2 separate regions of the Homo sapiens genome follow, and region 1 is linked to region 2. A link is a loop called in an ENCODE intact Hi-C map of the cell type or tissue named here. Cell type or tissue: Caco-2. All regions are shown on one strand. Links, peaks and the distances in the headings refer to the core of each region. The heading gives the core; the rest is flanking DNA. Region 1 overlaps LOC124902439 (a long non-coding RNA gene). Region 2 overlaps LOC124902439 (a long non-coding RNA gene).

Evidence for each region. Hi-C counts contacts between places; a loop is a spot of excess contacts. Peaks named below come from ENCODE experiments on the same cell type or tissue, not always from the same donor. Only the 100,000 strongest peaks of a DNase experiment are listed, where the experiment ranks them.
Region 1: it touches region 2 in a loop (2.9-fold over the local background); 2 of 110 quality-filtered maps call a loop at or near these places.

Annotation. Positions count from the first base shown.
Region 1 is chr10:64,642,399-64,655,712 of GRCh38, forward strand. The region is part of intron 4 of LOC124902439 (a long non-coding RNA gene); the gene reads left to right. Among named protein-coding and RNA genes, the nearest start is that of LINC02671, 280 kb to the right of the region's middle. RefSeq lists a silencer at 2,300-2,500. In Caco-2, for the core only: a CTCF peak has its summit at 6,714; a DNase peak (open chromatin) is centred at 6,683.
Region 2 is chr10:64,425,375-64,438,688 of GRCh38, forward strand. All of the region lies in intron 4 of LOC124902439 (a long non-coding RNA gene), which reads left to right. Among named protein-coding and RNA genes, the nearest start is that of LINC02671, 490 kb to the right of the region's middle. In Caco-2, for the core only: a CTCF peak has its summit at 5,547; a DNase peak (open chromatin) is centred at 5,567.

The DNA of each region.
Region 1 (13,314 bases), core at 2,515-10,514, 220 kb after region 2:
CTCCACTTTTCAGTACCCCCATAATTGTCCCTCTCCTTGGGCCTCCATATTCCCTGAGACACAACAATGTTGAAATTAGGTGAATTAATAACCCTACAATGGCATTTAAGAGTTCAAGTGAAAAAAAAAAAAAAGCTAGGCGCCTCTCACTTTAAATCAAAAGCTTGAAATGATTAAGTTTTGTGTGGAACTAAGACAGACTGAAAGCTAAGTCTCTTGTACCAAACAGCCAAGTTTCGAATGCAAAGGGAAAGTTCTTGAAGGAAATTAGAAGCGCTACTCGAGTGAACATACAAATGATTAGAAAGCAATACAGCCTTATTGCTGATATGGAGAAGGTTTTAGTGAACATTCAGAGGAGTTTGGAAGAAGTCGCTGACAATCTTCATGGATGACTTTGAGGGATTCAAGACTTCAGTGGAAGAACTAACTGCATATGTGGTAGAAATGGCAGGAGAACTAGAGTTCGAAGTGGAGCTGGAAGATGTGACTGAATTGCTGCCATATTATAATAAAACTTGAATGAATAAGGAATTGCTTCTTATGGATGAGCAAAGAAAATGGTTTCTTGAAATGGAATCTACCCCTGGTAAAGATGCTGTGAACATTGTTGAAATGACAACAAAATATTATAATATCACATAAACTGAGTTGATAAAGCAGCAACATGGTTTGAGTGGATTGACTCCAATTTTGAAAGAAGTTCTTCTGTGGGTAAAATGCTGTCAACCAGTATCACATGCTGCAGATAAATCTTTTGTGAAAGGAATAGACAATTGATGCAACAAACTTTATTGTTTTCTTCTTTAAAGAAATTGCTGGCCGGGCATGGTGGCTCACACCTGTAATCCCAGCACTTTCGGAGGCCAGCGTGGGCAGATCACCTGAGGTCAGGAATTCGAAACCAGCCTGGCCAACATGGCCAAATCCCGTCTCTACTAAAAATACAAAAATTAGCTGGGTGTGACAGGCCGGGCGTGGTGGCTCACACCTGTAATCCCAGCACTTTGGGAGGCCAAGGTGGGCGGATCACGAGGTCAGGAGATGGAGACCATCCTGGCTAACATGGTGAAACCCCGTCTCTACTAAAAATACAAAAAAATTAGCCGGGCATGGTGGCAGGAGCCTGTAGTCCCACCTACTCGGGAGGCTGAGGCAGGAGAATGGCTTGAACCTGGGAGGCAGAGCTGGCAGTGAGCCGAGATCGCGCCACTGCACTCCAGCCTGGGAGACAGAGCAAGACTCCATCTCAACAACAACAACAACAACAACAACAACAACAACAAAAATAAAATAAAATAAATTAGCTGGGTGTGGTGGTGCATGCCTGTAGTCCCAGCTATTTGGGAGGCTGAGGAAGGAGAATAATTTGAACCCAGGGAACGGAGGTTGCAGTGAGCCAAGATCACACCACTGCACTCCAACCTGGGTGACAGAGAGAGACTCTGTCTCAAAAAAAAAAAAAAAAAAGAAAAGAAACTGCCACAGCCACCCCAGTGTTCAACAATCATGTCTTGATTAGTCAGCAGCCATTAACATCAAGGCAAGACCTTCCACCAGCAAAAGATGATGACTTGCTGAAGCTCAGATAATTTTCATACTTCAGATATTGAATTTTTAATCCTAGAGCTCCATTTTTTTCTTTAATTTCTATCTCTATCCCCAAATTACCTGTCTTTACCCATTATATCTACAATTTCCTGTACATTCTTTAAAATATATACTATTATTATTTAAATATCTCATGGCAATTCTAAGATCTAAATTATCTAATACTTTATTTTTACTGACTATATTTTTTATTTAGAATACAATTTCCTGTTTATTCGTGCCGAATAATATTTGACTTCATATTAAACAATGTGCATGGTACTTTAAATAGAGTTTGGACCCATGATCTCTCTGTGAAGAGCACAGAGTTTGTTTTAGTAAGGAGTAAAATTAGTGGTGGATCACCTTCATTTTGTAGAATTTTTAAGCATTATCAATACCATACATGTATGCTTAATCCAGGAACGTGATGCTTACTTCTAGCTTTGGGTTCTTCTTTGTTTTCAGTGAAAGGCCTACTGTGTTTATTAGATCTCCTTAACTTAGTGGGATTTGATCTCAAACTTTATCACCCAAATGCTAGATAACTACCAAAATCTGCTCAGTTCTTGCAGCCTTCATGGTGAGTTTTGATGGAGTTTTGGGGGTCTTCCCACTGTGTTTTCAGTTCAGCATCAGCTGAGAATATTAAAAGAATATGTGGATTTTAGGATTTCTCTCCTTGCAGTTTTTTCTTTTCCTTAAAATCAGCATACATTTTCTGCCTCATGGAAGTCTTGAGCTCTGATCTTTCACAACTTAGGCCAGCAGAACTTCTGTTTTCTGCTTGTGCCTTATCTCCCATGCAGTACACAAACTAAAGCATGCCCCAGGATAAAAGCTGGATTTATACAGATCTCACCGAATTTATTTCTTTTTTCATAAGGTTGTTTCCTCACAAGGTTCTGTCCACTTTCGGCTGTTCTCTAATGCCTTCCAACAGTTTCATTTTTAAAAATATTGCTTTCCTAGACTTTATAAATATTTTTGGCAAGAGGGTTTGTGTGATACATGTTACTCTTCCTTCACTGAAATCCATCTGTGGGTAACGGGCTAAGAAAAACTTTTCCTTTCTGCATGATAATATGAGCTTTAGTTAGGTTTCTAGATCTCTTTCCCTAGAAACCTAAAATGGAAGAACATGTTATTAACAACATTGGTTAAAATTAAAATGATCACAGATTGGCAAATAGCATTTATACTGAGAGAGACTCTAAGTGAACAACAAGTGACTTACTGCAGCACTATACTGTTGGGCTTCCCTAAGGGTGATGATTCTTGTAACTGGGCGTGTGCTCCCAGGACCCCCATAAGTTATGCCTATGGGTTGTTACAATAAATTGTTTCCTGTGGAGAATGAGACTTTTAAGCCAGGCTGCCTCTTGAACTTGACAAATGTGAGTTTTTCTCACTTCGGAACTATCTCTGTGGGGCTGTGTGGACTGCTGTATGGATTGCTGTGAGGTCCACTCTTCTTGATAGAGAATGCTCAACACTGCCCACCCGAGAAGCTGCATGTCCTGTCCTGAATCCTCTTAAGTGAATCTGATGCCAACTAGACCCATTCTTTTTTGTGAATGAATGTGAAACTGAACCTAAAAAGATCTCCAGGTCTGCATTGCACCCATTCTCCTATACTGTTTTAAAATTGATTTTAAATGCTTGTGTATGACCATATACAGCATTTGAAATTGTGAAGATCAGAATCCTAAAATTATTATGTGTGTTTTAAATTTGAAAGCTATTTTCATTTTTATCTTTTTGTTTTGTTTTCACTACACATAGTGAAAACAAATAAATAATTGCTATAGTCATCCAAATGTGGCATTTATATAGGATTTTTAGATGAATATCTCTTTAGATAAGTGCCATATTCTTCACTATAAAATGTCATATTAAACATGCCCCTGTTCTATGAGAATATTTATGTGGAGAGTATTTATATAGATGCAAACATAACATGACTTCTATTTTTTCTAAGAAATAATTTTAGGAAAAAAATCTCTCTTATGCTTTGATATAAATACACTTCTATTTATTTCTTGGCATAATTAGAAAGTGTTTATTTTTTCCAGGAAATGAGAGGTTTATTAAAAGATAATCACATTATTCACTAAAAAGAATATATATTTGACTTTTCAAAAGTAAATTTAAAAATTCCTTTTATACATCTATAAACATCTGTGGAAACTTCAACTCCATTTTCTGTTCTATAGTCTCTGGCATACACCACAAATATGAAATAGCTTCACTCAAATGTACATTTTAATCTGCAATCTAAAATATTAATGTACAAAGACAAGGTGGAAGGTTAGTTACAGTGACTTTGTTTCAGACTTCTGATAATACGAAAATGTGCAGACATTAAACTCATTTATAGTTTGTATTCATAATTAAGATTGTAAGAATTTTATTTAACTCTCTTCAGTGTTTTTCCTGATATGGAGAGGTTTGGGTCATACTATATCTTTAGACACATGTGAGCTTCTGGGGCTGAATGGAAAATAAACTTGCTTGCTTAGAGTAGGAGGATGGGCAGGCAAAAAGAAGTTACAGCAATTTCTATTGGCTTACCAATGCTATTCATATATTGTTTTTATTATCTAGTTGGTTTGGGGTGAGTGGATGCTAGAGCACCTAGAAAAGGTCAGCTAATATAGTAAGTGACAACTGTTATTTTAAAAATTGTGTTGTGAAAATAGTCTAACTGTATTGATCATTCAGCTGCAGCGATGGCCATCCAGTGGACCATAAAGAAAAGTGTGTCATATTAAGGGGCGAGGCTTTAGATTTGGGCAGCATTGGTATTGGACAGAGCACTTCATTAAGTATTTGAAAAGAGAATGTTTTCATGGGAAGAGATTTTGTGTCTAGTGATGTTTTGAGTTAGTCATGCGATGTGATTTTCTCAGACAGTGATGCTACATGCAGTATTAAGTATTGAGGCAATGATAAAGACAAATCGGCCATAATCCTCACCACTGAGTGGTTTGCTATTGAAGGAGATACATGCACAAATGAACAAGGCATTTTTAGAGCACAACTGTGGAGTTGATTACTTCTACTTAATAGGAAGTCTTCTGAGAGGAGGTGGAATCCAGGGTTTATTAATGAAAGATCAGGCAAATAATTCACATGAATTCTAAGCATCATTCCAAGATATACCTGAAAATCTCATACAGCTGTTACTGAGAAGAAAATCTTTTACAACAGACAACACTTTTAACCCCCATAAAGATCTTTGTAAAGAAAGAAACTCCTTCAGGTATTCATTTTTTCAGCAAATATTTGGTCAACTAATATGTGCCAGGGACTACTATAAGTGTTGGAGATTTAGTGGAGAACATGGTAAGCACTCTGTCCTCATGCAACTTATATTCTAATGGGAGAGACAGGTGATAATTGGCAAGAAAAAAATGAATCATGATAAAATTCCAGATTCTGATGAATAAAATGAGTAAGAGAAGGCAGGGTAAATAGTTGAGGTCTACTTTAGCTAGAATAATCAGGGAACCCCCTTGGAAGAGAAGTCATTTGTAAATGAGCCTGAATCAGATGAGGAGACAGTCAAGTGAGGTCATGGGAAAGAGTGTTCCAAGTAGTGTGAACAACACATTTAAGGGTGTACTTACACTGCCTGACTTTCTACTTTTGTGCTGATAGTTTTGAACTTTTAACTTTGGAATCAATTAACCTTAAAACTTTAGATACTTCTTCTAAAAAGTTTTTTCCTAAGGCTTCTTTTCTTTTGGACTGGCAGCTCTTATACAAACAAAGTCATTTCTCTTTTGCACTAATTATCCTCTGTCTCTTAATCACTGACTAATTACCTCTATTTGAAACAGATTTTTTCAGTGTTCATGAAGAAGTCAGTGGGAGTGCTGTATGAATTAAATGTGCTGTTTCTTAGAGCATAACATAGCAACAGAAGAATTCAAGAAATGTCTGGCTTTCTTTTGTCCAAACTCAGCTATTTTGACAATTTTGCATATTATTATTCATTTCTGACTGATTCCACATTGAAACCACTAGAATAATTACATTAAAATAATTCACCTTATTTTGAAGCATGAATTTAATATTGTTTTTAAACCTAAAGGTGGTTATCTGTGATTTTCACAAGTTAGAGAACCAACAAGCTAGGAAATAAGAGATCATATCTATATTATAGGAAAATAAATGGGACTTTGTGAAAGTGTTTTTTTTTCTTATTAGAGGGAGGAATTGAACATTGAAAGTTATACTTTTCAATAATTATATTGTTTATATTTAATCATAGATTTTTTAAAATGTTCGAAGTAAATATGTGAATGTTTTAGATAAACAGATACTTAGCCTATAAATAATTAAAATATGTATCTGTAAGGACTGCTATTCTAACAAAATATTAAATCAAATATAAGTAAGACACATAGCCATAGTCCTAATCATAAAATTATGAAACCAAAATGTATGAGTGGGAAAATATATGGAATCATCTAATAAAAATGTTTTCAATATAATGATTTCTTTACCTAATTTTCTCCTACCTTACCAGTCCGAAAAGACATTTTGGATTCCTCAAAGTGTCTAGGTCAGATCAAGGCTGAAATTCTAATAGGTTGATCTGTGCGGTTATTTAATACCATCCATAAATCCTTTGTGTGTTCAAGGAGACAGGCTAACAATACTACTTCAGAAACTGAAAACTGCTTAAATTAGATGGGAGGTTCAGGAGTTGTTAGAACAGCTACCCTGTTACATTCCCAGAAGTCTTATAGGATGTTTCCTGAACATTGTTCACATTGGCAATTCATTTGTAAAAATATGTTTTGTTTGTTTTATAGAGGTGGGGTCTCACTATGTTGCCCAGGCTGGTCTCGAACTTCTGAGCTCAAGCCATCCACCTGTCTCAGTGTCCCAAAGTGCAGGAATTACAGATGTGAGCCACTGTGCCTGGCCAAAATCTCTTTTTGATGGAAGAGAAATCTCAGAGGAGAGCCCTGGTAAGAGAGGCAATTGGAATTTAAAAGCCAATTGCCTCAAGTAAGGAAAACAGTATGACAGACTGGGTCAGGCTCAGCATCATTGCGTGGAAGGTGCTGTCAACACAGGGCAAGAAATTGTGCTCAACTATGCCCTCCCTGGCCACTCCAGTAATCACATGATTGAATATGCTCTTGTGCAAGCTGTAAGCCATTTCTATTTTGGGGAAAGGAGAAGTTTCAAGTATAGAGGAACACATTCTGTCATTAAAAGCTCTGCCTGTTGGAAACGCTATTGGCACTAAACAATAGAAAAATTAGACGAACAAGAAATGAATTAGTCTCAAACAATAAGGAGTCTAGAGTTACATAGTCCAAGACTAATGCAATGGCTCATTGATATGTTTAGGAAGCCAGGATCTTTCCATCTTTTTTGTACTTCATCCTAAGAATATATAATTTTGTTTTTATGCTTTTGGTCTCATGGTAGCAACAAGACCATTGTACCTCCTGAATCTCATCTAATTTCAAACAAAAAGAATGAAGAAGAGAAAAAAAGCTGAAGGCTGAATTCTTTCCTGAAAGCTCCACCCACTGGGGATGGATTGCAATTTTCTTGTAATCTTTCTTTCCTTAAAGCTCCACCCATTGGAAATTTCAAAGTACATCTATAGGCTCTGAACAGGGTCATTTGGTCACAGGAACACCCTTAGCGATAAAGGAGTATTTGGTGTTCAGTTTAGTTGTGTATTTTCCTGTTCTGTTATTAAGGAAAAAATTGAGAAAGGATTTTGGATAAGCATTGAGTGATATTTTTTGAAATGTGACCAGAAGCTCTACAGTTCTACAGTTCTTTGACAAAGCCAACTTGAGACACAGAAGGAAAGGCATTCCCCCACTGACTGAAGAGAGGTGTATTCAGGCTCAATGCTTTAGAGGAGTCATCAGCAGTATAGGTAATGGCAGTGGCCCAAGGGTTGTGATGATTAGCAGAGGTCCAGAGGTCCCAGACTGCAGTCAGACCAGAGATTGACCTTGGGTAATACAGTGACAATGAACAGTAGAGTCAAAAGGGGGCGTTGACAGTGGACATCAGGGCAGAGAGACAGCAAAGTGGAAGCTAATAACTCATTGGATGCGTGATCTTCTTCCATACTCACTCAGGTGTTCCAGAATAAAATCATGCTAACTCAGGTTTCAGAGACTTGTGGGGGTGTAGAGTGAACATTCTCTTTTTTGAGAATTTTTAAGAATATCTTAAGAAGTAGATTCTAGGCAAACACTTGTCTTTTAGCTAGTTGAGTGAAAGAAGGCTTGATGTGCTGATATCTGAGGTATTGCTAGAAATGTGGCATATTTGTATTAATTTACAGGTTGATCCTAGGACATTCTATTTCATATAAAATAATAAATTATTTTATTAATTTAACAACTTTGTGTTTTGTTACTTTGCCTTTAATCTTTCATCAGTAATTTTTCCTTCATATCAAAGATGCTGATATTTTTCATATATAACAGTTATATTCCTAGCGAAGTAAACAAAACTAATATAATTAAAAAGAGATAAAGAGCCAAGCTCACTACTGTTACCATTAGCTAATATTTGTTGAGCAATTACCATATTCTCTGTATCTTGATAAACACTTTATATGTATTTTTATTTGATCCTTGGAACAACCCTGAGAAGTGTGTTTTATTAGTAACATTGCTTTACAGAGGTAAAAACTTAAGTTTTGAGAGACTAAGTAATATGCCACAGCTATGACTCTGCCAAAATATGGACTTTGTATTTGAACCTAGGCATTCTGGTCCTGGTTAACTGCCTCCTAATATGGATGGTTAGCAATATGACTGTAAGTAAGACTTTTCTCCTACCGCTAATACCAGTGCCACATCTCCAGCAATTTGTAGCACAGGGCTGTTTGATTCTATTTCTTTGCAATTCTCTAACTCAGAGTCATTACTAGGCTCTCCATAAGCATAGCATTTTATTTTCTCCTCAACAGCTTATTACTGCTATTTAAAATTTTTATTAACTTGGTTAACACAACATCAAGCCATACCATTTCCTATATTTGACTTACTGGTGTTTACAGCCAGGATAATTACTCAGAAGCAATATGGCTGGATTAAAAATATTTTGCTGAGTTTGAAAGTCAGTGTTTCATGTATAATATATACACTGTAACAGTATCTTTTAAAATAATTTTTTGCTTCGATTGCTACTGAGTTATGAGGGTTTTCTTCATTTTCTTTTTATTAAAAAATAACTTGAACAAATATAAGGAGGACATTAAGTACTGCCTCAATGTAACTGTTATTGGCATGTTGGTTTTAGGACTTTTTTAAATATATGGAAGGGATGGGCATTTCATGCATAATAATGTAATACAAAAAATCAGAGTTTCATTATTGGGACTTGATGTATGTATCTTTTGTCTGAAATCCCTATTTCTTCCTAGGCCTAAGTCACACACAGAGGCAGTTTTGTGAAATGCATTGTGCTTATGATATATGTGAAGCAGCTAGCACAGTGGATGAGCTAGCAAGTGCTGGGGAGAGAGATCGCCTTCCTTTAATGACTGTTCAGCTTTTAATGGTGGTGTCACCTTGGACAAGTTTTGTAACCTCTTGTGTCTTCAACTGAGTTATTTGTAAAATAGGGATAAAAATAGTAACTACCGAAAGGGTTATTGCAAAAGTTAAATTATTTAATCAATGTAGGACATTTGGAGGAATGTTAGGTACAAAAGCTATGCAATAAATTCTACCTATTATTATACCAAGAAAACCCAATTTTGATCTTATAAAAACGGTTAACCTTTCTGCCTGTTGGGCCTTCCTGAGTGCATATCATAAATCAGGAAGAAATGATAGCCTTCGTGCTCCATACTGGCCTGTATTTCACCATGTATCCTTATGTTTTTCTTCAACTTAATTATTTAGGTAGAATGATACTTATAATCCAAAGTTCTCAAGATCTTGCCTGATATGTGCTTGGATTGCATTACAATAAAAGCATAATGTGTTGAATCAAGATAAAGAAAAAGGTCTCTCAAAGGCAAATTAGATGAAGAGAGTTCAAGAATCTTGACTACAATCCTTAGGTATGGTTCACCTAATCTAAATATCCATCTTGGAGGAATTCTTTAAGCTGTTACTTTCTGAGATAAAAAGATTGGATCCACACTCTGGAAAGTTAATATTGTATTGTGACTATGATTACAAGTGACAGAAGTCAATATAAGCTAAGCTGAAGGAAAAAAATAAATTATGTAGCATTGTTTGTTATATGAATATATCATCTTGCAGAACCAAAATTTGGCAGGAATGTACCTGGTCCTCACCAGAGACTACTAGGAGGAAGCAGGCAGCTTTCAGGAATTTAAGACACTCTCTCTCTTACTCTCAACTTGTGTTCTGCCCATCTACATCAGCTTAATTCTCCTTCCTCAGCAGACCAGCTTTCTCTGGATCGCTGGTCTGCTGGTGGGAGGACCCACAACAGAGAGGATAGATGATTACCCATGGTTTACAAATTTGCACACTATGTTCTGTACACATAGTGTAACTGTAATTCTGTCTCTTACCTTAATTCCAGGTTCCCAGATGAAGCATTCTGATTGGCACAGCTTGGTCAGAAGCCCACTGAGGAGGTCAAGGGACAGGGCCATAGTAGAGAGAAAAAAAAGTTAAGGCAGTTGTTTCAAATTAAATGAATGGCTCAACAAATTATATAAAAGTGATCTACTACACATATGCAAAACATTATAAAAATTTACCACCAGGTTTTGATACAATAATCTAATGGACCTTCTCATGATGGAATGGTGGAATATTTTAGCTTAAAAGAGCTAAGAAAATATCTTGAGTCAGTCTGGATTTTTTGACATTATTCAAGCTTTGCTTATTTCCTGTTTGCCTTGGGCTCCTCTTATTTTTTGCTGGGTTTTTTTTTTTTTTTTACATCAGGGCTCCTATGGTACAATTTGCAGGAAATTAATATTTTTTGTATACATGTTTGTTCAAATTTATTTTAAATACCATGTCTTTATCAACAATAATGCTATGGAGATTTTGCTCTAATCAAATTGACAAAATGCCCACCAGTAGTTACTTATCTGTAATATTTACAGCTCTCTCCAACTTCTTAATGTCATTCTGAATTCCTGATTTAAACAAAATCTATTTGTATGACTCCGCTTCTTCCGCCTGTATCTTGACTCTTAATGTTCTTTGGCAGCTCTTTCTGAATTGAGCCTATGCTTCTACTAAAGGAAAAGTATTTGAAAATGTTTTGAGAAAAAGAACAGCTGCTCTTTCGTGTCTGTAGCAGTCAGGATACAGGCGAGAAGGAGATGACACACTCAAACTAGGTAACTGAAGGCAAATAAAGGTATTATTTACACTGGAAGATGACAACCAGGAATGGTGCAGCATCTGATGGCAAAGAGGGTCAATATCACTTACAGGCTTGAAGTCAAAAGAGGAAGGAAGAGTTAGTGGAACCTGGAGAGAAAGCTCTATGAAGACCCCAGTGACCTGAGAGGAAGGGAGCCAGGGAATAAACAGAACTTTGCTCCCCTCCTGCACTATGATCTTCTGCTAGCACTATGATTTGATCCAATGGAACCCAGGTGGCAGGTGAGTCAGTTGATGCAGTTCATAGAGGCTGACGTTTGTTCAGGGGACAAAACAGTGGAGAAGGGGCAAAGGATCTGGAGGAGCAAGTGAAATATTTCCAGTCCAGGATTGAAATGTAAAACCACGTGCACTCTTTTCCTTGTCATTTCTTCCCCCACAATATCTAAATTGTCAGAAACAGAAATCATGTTGTATTTAATACGTTACCTACACAAACAGATATTAGCCTCATTTGATAAGTTTTATATACTACAAATGGTAATTATTACTTGATTATGTTGACTTTAGGCATCTGAATCTTCACATCTGAATGTAGATACATTACCTGGAAAGATCCTTTAACTTTAGGATACATGCAGTTGGCAAAACATGATGCTAAACCCACATTGTGTGCTCTTTGATAGGCACATAGTGTCATAACTTTGTGTCTCTAAAGTGAGGGCTCTGTGAATGGTCTCTTCTGCTTCAGCCCTGATTTTGCTCAGTCAACATTCTTTGATGAGGTAATAGCAGGATCATTGATAATATTCTTTTTTTAAAAAAATTTTATTATACTTTAAGTTTTAGGGTACACGTGCACAATGTGCAGGTTTGTTACATATGTATACATGTGCCATGTTGGTGTGCTGCACCCATTAACTCGTCATTTAGCATTAGGTATATCTCCTAATGCTATCCCTCCCCCCTCCCCCCACCCCACAACAGTCCCCTGAGTGTGATGTTCCCCTTCCTGTGTCCATGTGTTTTCACTGTTCAATTCCCACCTATGAGTGAAAACATTGATAATATTCTTGCTTCTCCCTAGTGGGAAGATTCAGTTTCTTTTTGGAGTTTAAGCTGAAAACAAATCTACATTACGCAGCACCATGAAACTTTTTGTGTAGTGTAGAAGGGTGTTGCTATTTAATCAATTCAAGCCCATAGTGTTTCTATATAATGCTATGAAATATCCATCCCCTGCTCTCTCCATCTTAACCAATTAAGGAGTTCACCGGAGGTCCTATTTAATCAGTTATGCTGAACACTATCGGAGCTATGCAAGCTCTTGCAACAGAGCATAAATTCAGGTAGGCAAGGAGATGCATTTTCAGGAGTGTTCTGGTGTTTATTTCTTTGGTTTATTATGGGTCACGACCTGCAGTTATGACCATATTATCACAATAAGAATAATTTCAGGGGCCCCAACAGGGGGGTAGATAGTTGGGAATCTCCAGGAATTATGAATAGCATATTCTATTCTGCAGTCTTCTGTTATTTTGTTATTAATTGGTGGTTACTGACTTCCTATTGTTAGAAGAAACTCATGCTATATGCTGGTCTTGTTCTCTTAAGAAGAAAGTGAGTGGACTCTTCATCATAAGATCACAGTTCCATTTTTCATGAGCTGCTGGCTACATAAATTATTTTGGGATGTTTCCCATGACAGGCACATTTAGTGAATTAATCACATACAAAGGAAAGAAGTAACCTGCAATATTTTTCATAGATATGTAAGATAAAACAGAGAGAAGGTACGGAGATTTCTCCTGTACTCTGTGCCCCCATACATGTCCAGTCTTTGCTATTCGTTACATCCCTCACCAGAATAGTACATTTGCTACAATCGATGAACCTACACTGACTCATCATTATTATCCAAAGTCCATAGTTTACCTTAGGGTTCATTGTTGATGGTGTGTATTCTATGGATTTGGATAGATGTATCGTTTTATATATATATGTATGATAAATACGTAATATATAATATAACATATTAATAATATATAATATATGTATTATAATACATACCATGATATTATTTAGAGTAGGTTTACTGCCCTAAAAACTCTCTGTGCTCCACCTGTGCATTCTCTCACCCCCAATCAGCTGGCAATCACTAATCTTTTTACTCTTTCCATAGTTGTTGCCTTTTCCAGAACGTTACATAGTTGGGGTCATACATACTTTTCACACACAAAACACAAAAAACACTAATCAAAAATTGAAACATTCTTACATTGGACTTCACCACCACCGAGAGCAACCCCTTTCTGATTTCTATCAGTCTGTATTTCTTTTTGTTTTAAATATATATGTAAGTTAATTATATGGTATATATTGTCTAGTGTCTGGCTTT
Region 2 (13,314 bases), core at 1,932-9,931:
AAGTTAATTGTTTCTATACTGCCTGTAATTGGCATTACAAGGCCTGCAGCATTCAATTCCCTTGTTTGAAAGCCTTTCACTGTATTTATATATTATTTATTCATTTGTTTACATTTTTTTCACAGATGACAAGCACTGCTTGGATAGTGAGCATTTGTTTATTATTCAGTAAGAATAGTTTTCAAAGAAAAATTTTCAAATGTAATACATAGTAAGTTGCAGTTTTCTTCGTGAACTTTGGAGAATGCATTGTGCTTACTAAAACTTTTCTATATATTATGAATCTCATTTTAATATGTCTTTCATACATTGTCTTACTTTAAGAGGATATATATTTGCAAAGTGTGTATGAGCCACAGATATTTGTTGAGGGGTCCATATGCATGGGCAGTGGGAAGATGGGATTTGGTGCCCAGAGATTCCCCATTCAGGACCTTGGCTATTCTGTAGAGTAAAGTAACTTGCATTACACACATAATTTATGTTTGTGATTAAAAATGCAGGTTCTGTTATAATATAAAAGCATTATGGGAAAGCTAAGGCATATTATAATTCGCTACCTACAATGCGAACAATTTCCAGCATAGTAATAGTAGCACTTATGTCTGGCTAGAGCTGGACACAGAGCAATTCAGCATTATCTGTGTAACTGCTTATTGACCATATTGCTTTCATGTTTTTTTTTTTTTTTTTTTTTTGCCCCAGAGCTGCTGGATTTAAATACTATAGAAAGGCAGATTGTGTAAGCCAAATAATGTTCAGCCTGGGAAAGTAAGAACAAAGCATAAGCTGTTCCTAGGCCATTGTGGCCATAGGCCACAATGTAAAAGAATTTTGTCAGAATTCTAATGCTACTGGAGGAAAGGGGCAAAGATGCATAGATAACATAAAATATTAAAGGTGAGGACTTCTGATATTTAAAGACAGTGATAGCCAGTTAGGTCCATGTTTCCCAAAGTTTGTTTCCTCCAAAACCAATAGAGAACAACAAGAAAAGAAAAATAAAGTTACAAAAAACTCAATTTGCAGAACTTCAATACAGCGAATTCCCAAACTTTAATCAGATAGTAAGTAAAACAGAAAAAATTACCAAATCCCAGTGAATGATCTTACTGTCCTTACCACCCTTTCCCTTCCCCAAGACTTTGTGGCAAGCAAAGGTAGATTCAGAAAAACTGTGAGGAATGGAGAAAGAATCAAATAAACAGGTATAAACTTGTCCTAAAAACCACTGTCAGAAAGATTAAGTACAATCTAATTCTGAAAATACAAAAAAAGTGTTCTGATATATCAGAACATAAACCATAGGGAAGACACTTAAAATGCATGCAATGTTTGAAATTTGTAGCTTCTGAGGGGGAAAAATGCAAAAATGAATGCAAGTAAATACAACTTTTTTTAATCAGTTAGGTGATAAATGGTAAAAGGAAAAAAAAAGATGAATATTTCAGGGTCCTACGAAACAAGAGGGCCCAAAAGCCCCAAAGAACATACAATCGCATCCCCACCATCAAATCAAAAGAACAGAAATCAGCTAGTGTCTGCATTTAGTTATGATGACAGAAGAGGGTGCCATAAAACTAGTCATTTTAGAAAATACCCCAATAGCACAAAAATGAAGAGAAAAAATATGAACAGATTCATACAGTTTTTATTTTAAAATCAGAAAATGAGATTCAACACAACAGAGGAAAATGCCCTCTCCACATAAACAACCACAAATGAAAAAAAAAATGGCGAAAACAAAACTAAATGAAAAACAAACCACAAACTGAATTGAATATATCACAAGCATTTGAGAATATGAAAAACTACCATGAATCAGAAATTAAAATCCTAGCACAGAAATGAATACAATAAGAAATAAATGAAGAGTTGTTTGAACTTAAGGAAACAAGGGAAGACAATGGCAAAATTATATCAGTAATAAATTATAATATCCAATGTTTTCAAGAGGGAATATAATAAAAATAAAATAGAAGGCATGGAAGAAAGCATAAAGTAATCAAGAAAATGAATATGAGCGAACAAAAATGTAAGAAGGATCAGAGAGAAAATAGAGGAAGTGAAAGATAGCCTAAGAAAGAAAAACATTCCTTCTCTGAAAAGGAAAAACAAAATAATGGGACAGTACTAATATTTAAAACTATAACCCGGGAAAACTTTCTAACACTACTACCAGTCCCAAAGGTAAATATTAAAAAGGCTGCCTGAGGGCCAGGCACGGTGGCTTTTGCCTGTAATCCCAGCACTTTGGGAAACTGAGGCGGGCAGATCACCTGAGGTTAGGAGTTCAAGACCAGCCTGGCCAACATGGTGAAACTCTGTTTCTATGAAAAAAATACAAAAATTAGCTGGGTGTGGTGGTGCAGGCCTGTAATCCCAGCTGCTCAGGAAGCTGAACGAGGAGAATCGCTTAAACCTGGGAGGCAAAGGTTGCAGTGAGCTGGGATTGCGCCACTGCACTCCAGACACAGTAACACTCCTCAGAAAACTACAACAACAACAATAAATAAATAAATAAAAAGGCTGCTTGGGTATTTGGAAAAATTTACCCAAAATGATGAACTCAAAGACATACTCTTGTAAAAATTTTGATTAAAAAAAAATCTTCAAAGCCCCAGGCCAAAAGATAAACTATCATATAGAGGTACAAAAATTAGAGTGGTATCTGGCTTTATAAATATTATATATATCATATATATAAAATGTATAATAAAGATGGAAGTAACTGGCAGAGTACCATAGACTGTTTGTGTCTTCTTAAAATTCCATATGTTGAAATACTAACCTTCAGTGTGATGGTATTAGGTGCCTTTAGGAGGTAGATTGTGAGGGTGGAGCTCTCATGAATGGGATTAGTGCCCTTATAAAAGAGAACCCAGAGAGCTCCTTCACGCTTTCTGCCATGTGAGGACAGAGAACAGCTATCTATAAACCAGGAAGCAGTTCCTCACCAGACATTGAATCTGCTAGCATTTTGATCTTAAACGTCTTAGAATCTAGGACTATGAGCAAAAAATATTTGTTGTTTAATCCATCCAGACTATGGTAATTTGTTATAGCAGCCCAAATGGGCTAAGAGAAAGACTAATGTACAAATGTTTTATTTTTTAGAAAATTTGTGACATTTACTCATATACAATGTCACAAAAATAGTAAGTTCCATAAATAGCAATATTATAAACAATAATCTCATATTACAATGAAATAAAATTCTAAATTATTAACAAAACAAAATACAAAGTCTCTTGCATCTGGAAATTTCAATTAATAAATGTTTGGTTGAAGTGAAAATATAAGCTGAAATTACAAAATTTCTTTAAAAAATGAAAAAATATGACATATCAGAAATATGATTGAAGTAGTGGTATGAGAAAAATACATTTCATTAAATAATTTTTTCAGTAAAAATAAAATATGAAAATGAATGATTTAATTATTCAGCTAAAAAATTGAGGAAAGAAATAACAAAGTTACTAAAAGCTTAAGAAAAGCAGAATTTAGTGAGATAAAGAAAAGAAAAAAGTGATAGACCTAATTAACAAGTCAAAAATCTGTTTTGTAATTAGCAAAATGGATAAATTGCTAAATGACTTGACCAAGAAAAATGAAGAATGAAAAATTATACAAAGGAGAGATGACAAGGGAGAAACAGACATTGAAACAAAAGAAAGGTTTTTTTTTTTTTAAATTGTTATATGCTTCTTTGAAGGCTTGAATGAAAATAAATTTGAAAATCTTAATGAGATTGATTATTTTCTAAAACAGTGCAGATTATTAAAGTTGACCCCATTGACCTGGAACTCCTGGCCTTGAGCAATCCTCCCACCTTGGCCTCTTAAAGCCTCTTAAAGGACTACACGCATGAGCCAGCTGTGAGCCTATTGAAATCAAAGCTCAAATAGTCTAATTTCCATAGAAGTAAGGATAATTATTAAAACCCTGCCACTCTCCCCTCAATTAAAAAGTACTAGACCAGGTAGGATTTAAAGAAGAATTCTATAAATCTATCAAAGACAAAATGGCCTCAATACACTATACATTGTTCCAGATCACTGAAAATGGATGAAAACTTATTTCCTTTTATGGACAAATGTAAGTAACATTGATATTTAAGCTGATAAGAACAGTACAAAAAGTAAACCAGTATCAATTCTGAATATCAATATAAACATATGATAACCTTAAGAAATGGAGTCCAGTGCCACATTAAGAAAATAATACATCGCAGACAAGTGTTTTTCATTCCAGAAATACAAACGTGGTTAAATATTAGGCAACCTATTAAGAGCATATACTATATTAATACATCTAAAAATCATATGATTATTGTTATGGTCTGAATATTTGTGTTCCCTCCAGAATCATATGTTGAAATCCTATAACCGAAGACAATGATATTAGGAGGTGGGGCTTTGGGGAGGTTATTAGATCATGAGAACAAAGTCCTCATGAATGGGATTGGTGCCTTATGAAATAGGCCTAAGGTAGCTGGTTTGCCTCTTCCACCATATAATGGTACAGCTAGAAGGAGCTATCTATGAATAAGAAATCAAGATCTCACTAGACACCAAATCTGCCAGGATCTTGGTCTTGGACTTTCCAGCTTCCAGCTCTATTAGAAAATTTCTGTTGTTTATAAGCCACTCAGTTTATTGTATTTAGCTATAGCAGCCTGAACAGACTAAGACATGTATCTTCATAGTTGCTTACAAAAAGCCTTCAACAAAATTCAAAGCCACTTCCTGCTAAAAAATATTCAAGAAAATAGTGATTATGGGCACTTTTTAAAGATGATAATATATGTGTGTACACATATATGTGTATATGTGTGTACACATATATGTGTATATGTGTGTACACATATATGTGTATATGTGTGTACACATATATGTGTATATGTGTGTACACATATATGTGTATATGTGTGTACACATATATGTGTATATGTGTGTACACATATATGTGTATATGTGTGTACACATATATGTGTATATGTGTGTGTATATATAAAATATACAAATATACATTTATATAAACATATACTATATATCTTTGTCATAAAACTGGTATTTTATGTAATGAAAATGTATACTAGGCATTTTCACTAAGTTCAAGAAAGATGCAAATATGTCCACAATCTCTGATAGTATTTAACATTATACTACTTTTATATAAGAGAAATTCATGGAGGCATAAGTATGGGTAAAGAGAAATAGGAACATCTCTACTTTCACCTGATAGGATAGACTCCTGGAAAACCCTGGAGAATCAATGCTAAAAATAATGTAAACAATAAAATAATTCAGTTAGATGGCATAATATCAAATTTACATACAGAAATCAATAAGCCTATGCTATAGTTCGAATGTGTTCCCTGAAAAATTCAGGTATTGCCAATATGATAGAATTAAGAGGTAGGGCCTTTAAGAAGGGATTAGGCCATGAGAGCTTTTCCCTTGTAAATGGGATTAGTTGCCTTTATAAAAGAGCTTGATGAGGGAAGCTTGTCCCTTTTGCACTTCTGCCCTCTGCCATGTGAGGGCACAACATTCCTCACCTCTAAAGGATGCAGCATTACAGCGGCATCTTGGAAGCAGAGAGCAGCTCTCACCAGACACTGAATCTTCCAGCACCTTGACCTTGGACCTCCCAGTCTCTAAAACTGAAAAAAAATTTCTGTTGTTTATAAATTACTCAGTCTATGGTATTGTGTTACAGCAGCACAGATGGCTAAGATGCCCTATTTAAAAGGTATTACCTTTACTAAAAATAAAAAAACAAAAAACATAAAACAAAATGTTTAAAGCCCTCTTAAAAGCCAAAAAGTAGACTTGAATAAATGGAATGACATGCACAGTTCCTGGCTAGACCAACCCAGTATTATAAAGATGTCATTTCTATCAAAGTTGTGTTTATAAATTTAACACCCAATAAAAATACAAAGAAGCTTTTTATGAAGTTAGACAAAGTAACATTAAATAGAAATTTAAATATGAAAAAGCGACATGCAAAAATAGATAAGAAAACACTATGAAAGAAACACTATGAGAAGGTTTAGCCCTACTAGGAATTTAAGCTCATTATTAAGGCACAGCAACTAAATCAGGTGGTACTTGTGGATGAAGAGACAAAAAAGCCTGTTTTTTTTGTTTTGTGAAATATATTTAACGTCTTGAAATAGACCCAAATGCCTATGAAAACGTAGTAAATGATAAAAGCGGCATCTCTTGTCACTGGGACAATGATGGGCTATTGACTTAATGGTGGTGGGAAAATGGATAGCCACTGGAAGATGACATAGTTAGATCTATTTCTCACACCATTCACAGGAAGGAACTTAAAAAGTTTCAGAGATCTAAATGCAAAACATGTAATTGTACAACTACTGAAAGAAAACATGAGTAACTTGTTTTTTAACTCTCATCTAGGGAAAGACCATCTCACAATTCAGAGGCAATAAAAGGAAAGATTGATGAATTTGACTACATAACTATAAAATATTTTCATGGCAGAAAAAGTAGAAAATTGCCAAAAGATAACTGACAAACGTGCTGAAAATATTCAACGTAATCTAGAAAAATGGCTAATATACTAATATATAAAGAACTCTTTAAAATTGAGGAGACAAAAATCTGAAAACCTGCTGAAAAATGAAAAAAGATATTACCAGACATTTCTTAAAATATATTTCTATAAAAATGTGCAAAGTGAAATACAAAGAGTAACCAGAAACTAATGAGGTTGGTTAATTACAGGGGATGTGTAGAAACAGTGTGGAAATATTGGGCAAATAAGAATGAGGCAGAAGAGATGAGGGAGAAGTGACATTTCTATGAATACATATTTTTATAATAGTTTTGATGCTTTAAACCATGGTGATCCTTCACATATCCCAAAATATAAACAATTAAAATTAACCAGAATTTTAACAGGGGGGAAACTGAAGATGAAATATGAAGCGTAACAAATCAAATCAATTACAAATTAATAGCATTACCACAGTAAAGACTGTGCGAAGAAAATAACCTTAAGTCGGTTTGGAAAACAGCATTTTGACTATATACTTTTTAGGTTAAAGACCAAAAGAGCTGCACACAAATATAATACTCTAGTTAGTAAACTTGTTTCTCATAGAACTGTAGATAACAATTATGAAAGTACTTTATATGTATATCAGGACTGAAGAAATAAGCACCTATATGGTAAATAATTAGAGCTGAATTCTCACTCAAAGAAAGGACTTAGAAATAAGTAAAAAGGGAAGACGAACCCACCTACTCTCTCTTCCTCTCATATAAATAATCTACCTATTTATCCACACTCTATAAACACATGCACACTAAATGACTCTTAGATGTATATGTTTTCATATGTGTGTGTACATTTATGTACACATATGTATAATTTTATAGGTTTCCATATAGAGGGATATGTAATATTTGAACATATTGTATATATACATACATTTTTATATGTATATATGTATATATAATACATGTGCATATAAATCTATGTATATATACATATATATATGTACATTAACTCCATCAACTGAGTAGACTGGGAAACAATGACAACCCAGTACCAGGAAAATTGTTGAATGAAATTTTACCATGTGCTAGTAATAGCACAGAAATGATCCCAAAATATTTTGTTGTGCTAGAAAACAAAGTGCTCAAAAAATGATGGGAGACTGTTGAAAGGACATAGAAATTTACAAGAAAGACTTCCAAAGGCCAAATCTGAGACACTTTGAGAAAAATAAATTAGAGTGATATAACCCATAGACTAAAATAATTATCTATATATCCGTAAGAGTCTAAATAATAATTAGATAAATAAATAGAAAAGAAGGGATAAATTTTCTTTATTTTCTTTATGGTAGAATTCTAACTAGTTAAAGTAAAAGGAATCTGTCTATTTCCATCAAAAATCGAAAATCACCCTTTGGTAAACATCACAATAATAATCGTTGCAGGCAAAAATCACAGATGCATGCTAAAATTAATGAACAAAATTATGAACAGAAACAGAGTATTTACATGTTCCCAGAGTAACTTTTCCCAAGGTGCTTATTGATTCCAAGAAAAAGTGATATCTTTATAGTGAAGAAAGCTTGTAGACACTGCTTTAATAAAGTGGTAATTTTACAATCATCAGTAATAAATAATATCCTCATCCTGTACCTCCTGATATGATGTGTTGTAAGGGGACACAATATCCTTTCTGCAAATAATACTTTTGTTGTGTTCTTGCCAAAAAATGAATTAATAAAAAAATTCAAACTACAAAACTCTGTTTTTTATAAAATAACAGTACTCCTCAAATGTCAAGGTAATGAAAGATAAAGACTGAGGAACTGTCCTCTGTTGGAACTAGGGAGACATGACAACTGACTTTGTTATGGGATTCTGGATTAGATCACAGACCAGTAAAATGCCATTAGTGAAACAATTGATAAAATGTGAGTCATCTTTAGGCTAGTTAGCAGTATTCCTTCTATGTTAATGTCTTGGTTTAAATAACTCTATACTATGTCTAGATAAACTGATCTTAGGGGAAGCTGCATGATGGGTATACTAAAACTGAAGCATTTGTATAACTCTAAAATTATTTCAAAATCAAAAAATTAAAATTAAATACTACAGATTCTTCAAATAATTTATGAGGCTAATCCTTGGTGATGGGGGGAGGGCACAATTTTGTAAGCTAATACTTCTTACCTCACCTAACCAGAGAGAACACAGTGACTAGACCGAAGATCACAATTGATTCTCTTAACCCATGTTTAATGAACTCTCCTTAATATTACTAGAAAGATCTATTTATATTCTCAATTCTCTGAGGATAATAAATAAGTAGTAGAGGAGATCTAAAAACATTATGAAATGAATGCAATATAATGAATAATTATGCTACTCTCTTCCATGTCCAAAATGGAGGCGCCACACCAGACTGGAGAATTTATTTATGAAAAAGATATTTAAAGTCATCCTTACGTTATGCATAAGGCAATAGCACTCCATGCCCATGAGGACTTTTATGTCATGATAAAGACCTTCACAGTACTACTTGGGATGTAGAGCTACTCACTGGAAATGAGGTAGGCATTTTTCCTACTTGGAACAAGGATTCACTGAGGCCTTTTGACAAGAAAGCACCCCTTTGGGGTCCTTTGGACCTCAGTGCCTTGACAAGAAGGGGGAAATCACTGTGGGTTTAGACAGAATAAATAACCCAAGTATAGGTGGTAGGACTTGTTTTGCATAATGATGGCTAAGACAAAAGGTCACTCCAGATTTAACCTGCCTTTGATAAAAAATGTCTAAATATGAGATTATGAACTAAAAGAGCTACCAGCTTGGAGAACTGGAGTGTGACATTAGCAGCGTAGGGAAGAAAAAATAATCTTTTCAATTGTCTGAAGATCTCATCTGTAGGCTCAGGAGTGAGCAGAGTCTTGCTTCCTGTTTGTCACCAAAAACCATAGAGAAGAAAAAGTAATTTCTTTTCATTACATTTTGCAAAATTCATGACTAAGATTCCTGTAACAAAAGACAGATTAACAAGAGAAAAGCATACACATTTATTTAATATATGTTTTATATGACCCAGAAGCCTTCAGAAATGAAGACCGAAAGAAATGGGAAGATCTGTGTATTTTTATGGACAGTCACGCAGAAGTATGATTGGAGGACAAAAGGGTACAATCTAATGTTAATTAATTAGGAGGGGTGGATTTAGCAAGATCTTCAGATTTAGCGCAAGGTCCTCAGATTTAGCAAGGTCTTCAGAAGTAAAACAAACAAACAAACAAAAAAAACTTCTTCAGAGTTATTTTTGATGTCCCTGTATGACATTCCTTTCCTTTGGGTAAAGGGCACATGGAACTCTTCAGGGGAGAAGTGAAAGAGAATGTCAGAGAGAGACCTTCCTAGGTTTTCTGGCCTGCTTCCAGAGAGCATGGTGGGAGAAGGTCAGAGAGACCTTCCTGCTTCTGCTGTTTTCTCAAATGCTAAGGTGCCATATTTGGGGGATAGCATGTCCTGAACTCTGACAGCAGCAGTTGAATCTACAAAGACATCACATTAGCAGTGTGCATGTGGCCCTCTGAATGCATAGATCAAATTTTCAGTAGTTTGACAAGTATTAGTCCTTCTCTGTAGTTTGAGGGGACTGAAACTACAGTTGGTTTTGTAAACTGAACAAATCTCTTTGGACCTGAGTCAACAACTTAGGTTCTTAGATAATTTAGATGAATGCATCTCAGAAGGGAGAAACTGGGAGGCCGAGGCAGGTGGATCACGATGCCTGGAGATCGAGACCATCCTGGCTAACACGGTGAAACCCCATCTCTACTAAAAATATGAAAAATTAGCTGGGCGTGATGGCATGCGCCTGTAGTCCCAGCTACTGGGGAGGCTGAGGCAGGAGAATGGCGTGAACCCAGGAGGCGGAGGTTGCAGTGAGCCGAGATCGTGCCATTGCACTCCAGCCTGGGCAACAGAGTGAGAATCTGTCTTAAAAAAAAAAGAAAAAGAAAAAGGGAGGGAGGGGAGAAACTGGTATTTCTTCAAATATTGACAGATTTGTATTTGAATAACTAACTGGAAAAATAAGAATTGTATCAATATTTTCAGGCTTCCTAAAGCAAGTCACAGCAGAACCACATAGGTTGAATTGTATAGTGTATGTAGCGGTTTGTGCAATCCTTTATTCTCTGAGTGATGTGCTTAGATAAGGGTTGCTAGGTTAATATTTCTAGACTAGCTCTGATCCTGAAATCTACTTTTTCCTCTCTTGAGTCTTTGGAACCAATGTGTACCTTTGTCACGCTGATCCACAAAGGAAGTGATTGATTGGTTCCTAAAATCTGTGAAGAAATCAACAATAAACTTTCGTTAAAAAATTCTACAAAGTTCACTCTATGTGGCTGAACTGGGCTTTAAGAACTCAGTTTCTTTTTTTTAAAATTTTATTATTATTATACTTTAAGTTTTAGGGTACATGTGCACAATGTGCAGGTTTGTTACATATGTATACATCTGCCATGTTGGTGTGCTGCACCCGTTAACTCGTCATTTAGCATTAGGTATATCTCCTAATGCTATCCCTCCCCCCTCCCCCCACCGCACAACAGTCCCTGGTGTGTGATGTTCCCCTTCCTGTGTCTATGTGTTCTTATTGTTCAATTCCCACCTATGAGTGAGAACATACGGTGTTTGGTTTTTTGTCCTTGTGATAGTTTGCTGAGAATGATGGTTTCCAGTTTCATCCATGTCCCTATAAAGGACATGAACTCATCATTTTTTATGGCTGCATAGTATTCCATGGTGTATATGTGCCACATTTTCTTAATCCAGTCTATCGTTGTTGGACATTTAGGTTGGTTCCAAGTCTTTGCTATTGTGAATAGTGCTGCTATAAACATACATGTGCATGTGTCTTTATAGCAGCATGATTTATAAACCTTTGGGTATATACCCAGTAATGGGATGGCTGGGTCAAATGGTATTTCTAGTTCTAGATCCCTGAGGAATCACCACACTGTCTTCCACAATGGTTGAACTAGTTTACAGTCCCACCAACAGTGTAAAAGTGTTCCTATTTCTCCACATCCTCTCCAGCACCTGTCGTTTTCTGACTTTTTAATGATCGCCATTCTAACTGGTGTGAGATGGTATCTCATTGTGGTTTTGATTTGCATTTCTCTGATGGCCAGTGATGATGAGCATTTTTTCATGTCTCTTTTGACTGCATAAATGTCTTCTTTTGAGAAGTGTCTGTTCCTATCCTTCACCCACTTGTTGATGGAGTTGTTTGTTTTTTTCTTGTAAATTTGTTTGTGTTCACCATAGATTCTGGATATTAGCCCTTTGTCAGATGAGTAGGTTGCAAAATTTTTCTCCCATTCTGTAGGTTGCATGTTCACTCTGATGGTAGTTTCTTTTGCTGTGCAGAAGCTCTTGAGTTTAATTAGATCCCATTTGTCAATTTTGGCTTTTGTTGCCATTGCTTTTGGTGTTTTAGACATGAAGTCCTTGCCCATGCCTATATCCTGAATGGTATTGCCTAGGTTTTTATGGTTTTGGGTCTAACATTTAAGTCTTTAATCCATCTTGAATTAATTTTTGTATAAGGTGTAAGGAAGGGATCCAGTTTCAGCTTTCTACATATGGCTAGCCAGTTTTCCCAACATCATTTATTAAATAGGGAATCCTTTCCCCATTGCTTGTTTTTGACAGGTTTGTCAAAGATCAGATGGTTGTAGATATGCAGCATTATTTCTGAGGGCTCTGTTCTGTTCCATTGATCTATATCTCTGTTTTGGTACCAGTACCATGCTGTTTTGGTTACTGTAGCCTTGTAGTATAGTTTGAAGTCAGGTAGCGTGATGCCTACAGCTTTGTTCTTTTGGCTTAGGATTGACTTGGCAATGAGGGCTCTTTTTTGGTTCCATATGAACTTGAAAGTAGTTTTTTCCAATTCTGTGAAGAAAGTCATTGGTAGCTTGATGGGGATGGCATTGAATCTATAAATTACCTTGGGCAGTATGGCCATTTTCACGATATTGATTATTGCTACCCATGAGCATGGGTAGCAAGAATCAATATGAGCATGGTTCTTTTATTTGTTTGTATCCTCTTTTATTTCCTTGAGCAGTGGTTTGTAGTTCTCCTTGAAGAGGTCTTTCACATCCCTTGTAAGTTGGATTCCTAGGTATTTTATTCTCTTTGAAGCAATTGTGAATGGGAGTTCACTCATGATTTGGCTCTCTGTTTGTCTGTTATTGGTGTATAAGAATGCTTGTGATTTTTGTACATTGATTTTGTAACCTGAGACTTTGCTGAAGTTGCTTATCAGCTTGAGGAGATTTTGGGCTGAGACGATGGGGTGTTCTAGATATACAATCTTGTCATCTGCAAACAGGGAGAATTTGACTTCCTCTTTTACTAATTGAATACCCTTTGTTTCCTTCTCCTGGCTGATTGCCCTGGCCAGAACTTCCAACACTATGTTGAATAGGAGTGGCGAGAGAGGGCATCCCTGTCTTGTGCCCGTTTTCAAAGGAAATGCTTCCAGTTTTTGCCCATTCATTGTGATATTGGCTGTGGGTTTGTCATAGATAGCTCTTATTATTTTTGAGATACGTCCCATCAATACCTAATTTATTGAGAGTTTTTAGCATGAAGCGTTGTTGAATTTTGTCAAAGGCCTTTTCTGCATCTATTGAGATAATCATGTGGTTTTTGTCTTTGGTTCTGTTTATATGCTGGATTACATTTATTGATTTGCATATGTTGAACC